Linked DNA regions of Homo sapiens: region 2 is linked to region 1. The links are chromatin contacts, found by POLR2A ChIA-PET in ENCODE. All regions are on one chromosome and are shown on one strand. The core of a region is the stretch at or near the end of the contact, and the rest is flanking DNA. Distances in the headings are between cores, read along the strand shown.

Evidence for each region. ChIA-PET counts read pairs that join two places held with the same protein, here RNA polymerase II (POLR2A).
Region 2: POLR2A ChIA-PET joins it to region 1 with 10 read pairs in activated T-cell. The contact joins the promoter of OPN3 here to the promoter of RD3 in region 1. POLR2A ChIA-PET finds 5 or more read pairs at or near these places in 2 of 52 experiments (Panc1 and activated T-cell).

What each region holds. Positions count from the first base shown.
Region 1 is chr1:211,490,599-211,494,287 of GRCh38, forward strand. It overlaps RD3 (RD3 regulator of GUCY2D), which reads right to left and starts at 1,564. Exons shown (of 3, transcript NM_001164688.2): 1 at 1,170-1,564.
Region 2 is chr1:241,637,671-241,641,631 of GRCh38, forward strand. OPN3 (opsin 3) reads right to left here and starts at 2,699. Exons shown (of 4, transcript NM_014322.3): 1 at 2,212-2,699. The coding sequence starts at 2,584. It overlaps CHML (CHM like Rab escort protein), which reads right to left and starts at 2,699. Exons shown (of 2, transcript NM_001381853.1): 1 at 2,212-2,699. RefSeq lists enhancers at 1,826-2,396, 2,397-2,966 and silencers at 2,069-2,118, 2,449-3,028.

The sequences.
Region 1 (3,689 bases), core at 314-2,813:
AATCTGCCTCCCAGCTCTGTGTTTGATAAGGCCCAAGTCCAACTTTACAGATTGCAAATTGACCTTATTTCTCTTTGGCATCACAGAAAAACAACCTATAATCCACCAAGCCAGATATGAGCGGGCCTGACCTGTGGATCCTCTGCCCACCTGACAGACATCTGCTCATTTGTCGGGAACCCCTCAAGAGACAACTCCTCCCTGCAGCCGGCCCCTCACTTCCCCCCACCCATGGAGCACTGATCCCAGCCACCAGGGCCTGACACAAGGGCCCATCACCATGGCATCTAGCAAACACGTTTCTCACGCTTTGGGTTGTATTTATCTCTTCCCCACCTAGCTATGAATTCTGCAAGGGCGAGAGGAATGTGGGTTGAATCTGCTGCACATGGTAGCACTTGATAAGCGGTTCCTGAATGAATGAGTGAATGGCAGCCAGTCCTTCCCATTCTGAGGCAGAGGTGCAGCCAGGAGAGGGCGTGTACACAGGTCTGACTGACCACAGTGGGAGGGGACTGACCCTCATCCCTTGGTCGCAGCTGGACTTTCCTTCTAGGCCCGATCTCCCTGGCGCCCCACCCTGCACCCATCTGCCTGGGCCCACTCTCCTGGGCATGTTATCAGGGATGCACAGACTGCTCCATGTTCGAGGGGACTGAGGCACATCCATCACCCTCGTGCCCTGGGTGCTGCTGCATCCCCAGAGCCTGACTCTGTGCCTTGGACTTAGTAGATGCTCGAATCACAGTTCGCAAACCCATGCAAGAGTCTCTGATTTGGGTTTCGCTTTCCTTCCCCCTGCCTGTGTCCACTCTATAAAGGCAGAAAGGAACCTGCTGGAGCTGGGTCCTCCCCGAGAGGCTTGCAGTTCCAGAACAGGCAAAAACAATGGCTTCCCACAGGTTTACAAAACAAGGAGCAGGCTATAGCCCCGAGGAAGCTGCAGGACCCTCATCGGTTCCAACTCCTGTGGAACTGATGAGGACTAAAGGGGCCTTCCTGTGGCCATCTGGGTCCCGGAGGTGGGCGGCTTTCTAGGCTCCCCAGCCTGCCACACCCCTTGAGGCCACCCCACCCAGCTTCAAGCCTCAGCCCTAACTTCCAAAGGTGCAGCTGTGCCAGGGTGCGGGTGGGGAAGACACTGTCTCCTGGGGAGACCTCCATCTTACCTCTGAGGTCAGCCTCTGCTCAGGTGCAGCGTCACAGCAGGGGGCCTGCGTTCTGCTTCCCAGTCTGGGAGAAGAGAGTGTCTGGATATTTTCAGGAAAAAAAAAGAAAGTTGAGCAGCCACAGCAGGGCAGGGCAGTCTACATCCTCAAGTCTCCCTCAGCTTCTCTGCTGCTGCCGGCTGGCCTCAAATTTTGCCTCTCTTTGGTTCTCTGAGAAGTTTTACCAAGAGAAGAGACAGGAGGAGAGATCCAGCCTGGACTATTGTTTGTGGGGTGTGTAGGTGTGTGTGTGTGTGTGTGTGTGTGTGTGTGTGTGTGTGTGTGTATGCGTGTATGTATCCCGCGAGGCTGGAGCCACAGCTTCCCTGATGAACCATGGAGGCGGGCCAGCTCCTGAGCTGCGGTTGCCCTGGAGACCCACCTAAGCCTCTTTGCCTGGAGCAGCATTATCTGTAGAGGGAGTGGCTGATCTGACACAAAAGCCTGAGGCGACCCAGGCCCAGGCAGTGAGGGAGCACTTGTGTCCAGATGGCATTCTGTCCGCTTCCTCCTCCAGCCGGTGCTCAGTGTGGCACAAACTGGGCAAGACCATTCTCACCCAACCCTCTGCTGAGCCCTAGGTGTACCTGCTGTTGGCAAATGTTTCCAGCTGCCTGGTGGGTGGCTCCTGGATGGAGATCCCCTCTTTCTATCAGCTCCCTCCTACAGGGAAGGGGTGATTCTGGGTGCTGAGGACAGGGACCTGTGAAGATACATCTCCGCCTTTGCCCCACCACATCCCTTGCCTGTCTTCCTCTCTGCTTATCTAAATTATTTCCTTCCCTCAAGGCAAGCTCAAGAGCAGACAGTTCTGACTTTCAGAAGGAGGGGCTGTCCAGGGAGAAGAGGAACATGGAACAGAAAGCATTGACGTTGAGGTATTTGAGATAACATTTGGGGATAGCAGAAGCATCCTGTTGCTGTTCTGCAGCATCCCACACTCATGTCTGGGCCTCCTTCCTGTCTCTGCTCTCTGGTCACGCTGTCACTTGTAGACTGTTCTGCCTAGAAGCCATGTGTGGGCCAGCTTGCACCTAACAGACATTAGGTAGCACTAAAACAGATGCACACTGCCCTGTGAGGGGCATGGGAATACTGTAATGGGCATGAAGCTGCATTATAATAGATCTTAGGTAATCCTGTGCTGGGTGATAGCGTGACTTTTGCACACATCTGGTTTTGATTGTGTTGGAAATAAAGCAGAAAGTACAACCAAGAATAAATTAAACAATGGCTGATGAAATGGACTCAGGTTGCCCACCTGCCTGCCTGCATGATTTCGTCCCTGGGTGATTTGTCACTTCGTGCTTGCTCTGTGGCTGGTTCCACTCAGCTGGTTCCATCCGCCTTCCCTCTTCATCCATCAAGCAGGCAAGATTCTTGAGTCAGGAGTTGGATCATATACTTCTCTTGACCAGTTCACAGCACGACAGCCCCAAAGATTGAGTGGGTCACTTGGGGATGGAAGATCCCCACATTTGAGGGAGCTGAAGCTGACTTCCTCTGACCCACAGTTCCCAGGCGGCCTCCACCTCAGGGCCAGCTAAGGCCAGAGTCACCCAAAGCAGGTAACTGGGAGTCCCCACCTCTGAGCACCCCACCACTATCCTGGCACTTTCCCAAGGGGCGTGGCTTGGAGGTCCAAGGGCAGAAATTCCCAGGCATTTCCACACTGTAGGGAAGGGAGCAGGGGGATGACAAGACTTTACCTTCCCTTTAGGAAAGTTGCTGGAGGCAATGAGGAGAGGAGGGCATGGACTAAGTCACATGCTCATCTGTGCAGCACGTATTTCTAAAGCACCATTCTACAGGGGCACCAAGCTAGGAGCTGGCTGAGCCTGGCTCTCCTCTCTGCACACATCCCAGCCAAGCCTGTGTGTGCTGGATTGCTGGATCAGATGAGGAGGAGGTGGAAGTCTGGCAGGCAGGTGGGGAGCAGGGACAGCATTAGGGCCCAGAGTTAAAGACTTTTATCTCCAAGTAGTACAACCTTGGGTCTGCTACTGACCATTCTGTGTTTGAATAAAAACAATTCATCCCTTTTCTATAGCCATGCTTTTGTATTAATATCTCCCCTTCTAATGCACACACAATGAATGTAAATGAGATCATAGAGGCCAATGTCTTGAGCCATCAGAAAGATTTTGTCGCAGCAGCTGCCAGATGAGCTTCAGGACTCCTGACCCTGGGATGCCAGGGAACAAGCACACAGACGACTTATAGCAGTCTCCCTGGCAGACGCAGCTGGCCCCTCTCCTGCATTTTTCAAATGGTGCCTGTGATTAGAAGAGGGAGGCACTCCCTAACCCACGACCCTCCCTGACAGCTGCCTTGATACCGTAACTCACAGGCCTTGGTGGGTGTGTTGACTCCTCATTTATTCTGATTTGTTCACCTGTGGAGGATTTGTGATTATCCTTGCTGAGTGTGAATTTGCTCTGGGGAGAAAAGGTGGCGGTTGTTTTTCTCTTGTTTGGCGTG
Region 2 (3,961 bases), core at 1,449-3,948, about 30 Mb after region 1:
AAATGCAAAGCAAGTAGGATGGCCTTACAGAGCATTAAGCTGAATTACCCAATAATAGAGATGAGAGAACTGATAGCTGGAGAGATTAAGTGACTTGAGAAAGCCCGCACAATGCATGAGTCGCAGGATAAGGAACAGGATCCACTCTTGTGCCATCAGACCAATGGTCTTTCCAACAGATAGGGCAAGCCTCTCCAAAAGCCTCTGCATCAAGAAGCTACTTCCCTCATTTTTAACTTCCTCCCCTTCAATACTCCACTGTTAGGTAGTTCTTGCTCAGGGATAACTCAGGAAGTGCCCTCCTTTTCTTCATCCTTAACCTGGATCTAGAAGCACAAACTCCGGAATTTACTCCAGGCAAAGAAATCATCTTCGCTAAAAACTTTTTAAACTCTATAGTAACTTCACTACTAACTTGCCCCCCAGGGCTTAAGTCTCGGAATCTCTTATCTCAGGGTTTCCACCTCTACATTAAAAACAGGGAGAAAGTCATGGTTGAAAGCACTAAATGCCCTGAAAAATAGGGCAGCCCTCAGGCAAAAATCTAAGTGAACTTAGAAAATCACTGGGCTGGGACCCTAGGAGGGATGGTGAAGAAGAAAAACAGGAAGGGAGAAGTGACCAGGAGACACAGGAGGGTGGGATCAGCAGAGGAAAGAGGTGAGGAAGAGGGTGGATGACAGCTAGCACTTATAAAGAACTCAGTACACCCTTGTGTTCAAACTCCCGGGCACGAAAACAGAATTTTCCAGCACAGAAAAGGCACTTCAAGGAAAAAAGAACTTTGATGTCTGTGAACAAACACCTGTTGACTACCCTGGAGAACACTACTGATGATACTTTAGGCTTGGGCTTGAATAACCTTCTTAGCATTGCCGAAGAAACTGCCTGATAGGTATTTTACAATTAATATAAGGAGTGTAATCCCATAGTCGTCCATACCACAGCCTACATACACTTGCAGTCCCCTCCCTAAATTTCAAATGTTTGTTCAAATGAAATTATCAGATTAAAGCTTATGAGGGGCGGGGAGGAAAATATTATAACCTCTGAAGCAATCAAATAAAATCTATTTTCTTATTTCCTTCAAAACGCCAAAAAATGAATCATTACAAATATAATATTTGGGTTTGTCATAGCATAGAGGTTACTGAATAAGAAAATATTTTTGATAATTCTACAAAGATTTTTGTTCTCCCAAACCTACCAAGATTAAAGCAATAAAGTATCAATGGATTTCAGGATTTAAAAAAGGAACTTTAAGCCTTGAGAAATACACATTTCTATTTCAAATCTCCCTACAAATGAAATTCCTGAGGCACACAAAAAAATAATTTCCTTTCTACGCTTCCTTCAATGATTTGCTGAGTTGTTGATCATCCTTCAAAACATCATGTCTCAGTGAAACTTAAATCTTCCATAATAAGAGTACTGTCGAAATACATCTTCAACAATGAAGTTCTACTTTAATGAAATCTACCGATTGCAGAGCTAATTACAGTATTTGTTCACCTGAGATGGTATTGGCTGAGCCATTTGTAATCTCACCCAAGATTCTGGTGTGCTGGAACCCATCTATAAGACGGAAAATAGTAAAAACAGCTTACAGGGCACATGCCAATTTGCATTCTGAGGACCTGAATGAAACTGTCTCATTCCCTAGAAAGCATTCAAAGGTTTACAAGTACTAATGAGAATTTTTTTTTACACATTGTTATTTTGGTTTTCTACTCTCATTTTAGGAAACAAATAGTAGTACATGAATCTAATCTCATCACTCCCTCCAACTTTCACGAGTTAATCACTTTTTTTCTTGAATCTCTTGACTCTACAGGCCCTCGTCTCTTTCCTCAAAGTGTAAAAAGCCGTGGTTTCGTGCCTTGTTGAGTGATCTTAGGAGGTAAAAACAAATAAGAAAGGAGGCGGGCCGGGGTTTGGGGTCAACGTGGGGGGCAGATGAGAGACCACAGGAATGGAGTCCTGGACAGCGTGGGGCGGGAGGGGACGGAGGAAGAGGAAGGCACCCGCCATGCGGCTGGGGTCGGGCAGCGTTGAGGAGGCGAGCGGGGAGCGGGGCGGTGTAGGGCGGGGGGCGCGGGGCCGAGCGGGAAGCGGTGCGGGGCGGGCTGGGGGGCGGACGCACGGAGCGGGCAGCGGGGTGGGGAGTGGAAGTTTGCAGAGGGGAGGCTGCCTTCTCCCAGTCCAACTCACCGAAGAGGCTGCCGCTAAACCCGTCCCACACGCAGCCCACGGTGTCCCACACCCAGCCGTTCCTCAGGCAGGACACGAAGGTAAAGGTGACCCCGAAGAGGGACACCAGCAGGTCGCTGAGGCTGATGTTGACCAGGAGGAGGTGAGTGGGAGTGCGGAGCCGCTGGAACTTGTAGTAGAGGACGAGCACCAGCAGGTTGTTGCCGACGCCCAGCAGCCCAATGGAGCCCAGCAGCAGCGCCAGGCGCTCGTAGGTGCCGGGGCTGAAGAGGGGCGCGGGGCTCAGTGTCCCCGCCGGCGCCGGCCCCTCAGCGCCCGCGGCCCCGCCGCCGTCCCAGTAGCCGTGGCCGCCGCTGCGGTTCCCCGAGTACATGGCCCGGCGCCGGCGCGCCTGGCGGGCGGAGGCGCTCAGCTTGCGGCGGGGCTCGCGGCGCGCTCCGCACTGGGTGGGGTTGGGGCTCCGCCGCCTGCTCTAGCCATTGTGCACTGAGGGGCCCGCGCTACCGCGCGCCGGGCCCGCCCTCTTCCCGCCCCTTCCGCCCGGCGCACCCCCCGTGGCCCCGCCCCTCCCCGCGGCCTGTCCTCGTCGCTCCGCTGCTCCCGGCGCGTCCTCTTAGCCCCGCCCCCCCGCGGGCGCGTCCTCGCGGCTAGCTCGCCCCGCCCCCACTGGCTGGGCACCTTCCGCTGGTCGGCGTGGACGCGCGTCGCGGGATAGCCTGGGGGCCAGGGCCGCAGGGTAGCCTCGATGGCTCTTCACACCCCCACCTCCCTGCACCCACCTTGAAAGCTTCGTGTCCACTCACCCATTCATGCACTCACTTATACATTCATTTATTCCTAAGTATTTATGAGCGCCTGCGCCCACCACGTGCTGGCAAGAATTGGGTTTCTCCCCTTCCTGGGAAGCTGTAATAACCCACAACCAGCCTACGAAGCCCATCCCGCGTCATACACTCAATGTAAACAAAAGCAAAGAAAACATTGAAGAGCTCGGGGTAGTCTTACCGGAAAACTGAGAAGAAAAACAACAAATTGATAGACAGGTGCCTGCCTAACTACCTGACTGCTAGAGGACACATGTCCCAGGGCTGATACAAGAGCCTGCCACCCTTGGAGAGTCTGGGATGAAAACTCTCTGAAAATGGCATTCCAATGGAACTGACTTTAAGCCCTGGGCTGGACCCCAAGGCCTTCCAATACCGTCCTTCCTGTGCTTGAAAGCGTGGGTAGATCTTTCCGGTCACTGAGGCCTGCTAAAGTCCTTCACAGGCAGTGAAAGATTCAACCTAAATCTAGCAGGTATAGGAGGCAGGTGCTATATTTAGAACAGCACACATTTCCCATTGGGCCTCTTCTCCTGTAGTGATGAGAATATAGTACAAGTCAAATATAGGTTGTGAACGTCATCACACTCTGCAAGAGCTGCTTCTGCCTTTGTGGTTGCACAATCCCTAAGGAGGCCCTACAAGAAGATCACAGTCCCCAGCCACACCTGCAGCCTGTCCTGGACACTGGTGACGAACACAGGGTTTGTGCAAGCTAAAGAAACTGCTCTCCATACGGGCGTGCCTCACCTCTGTTTGAAAGATCAGTAGGGAATGACTAGCTTGGATCAATCCACATTCTGAATTCCCTGGAGAGAGGATCTAATAGGCTGGCAGCAGCTCTCCACCCTGGTGCACTGAGCAATAGCTAAGGGGCAGTGTGCTCTGCCTTTGACACCTTGATTTTCCTTCAAGGCTTCTGCTCT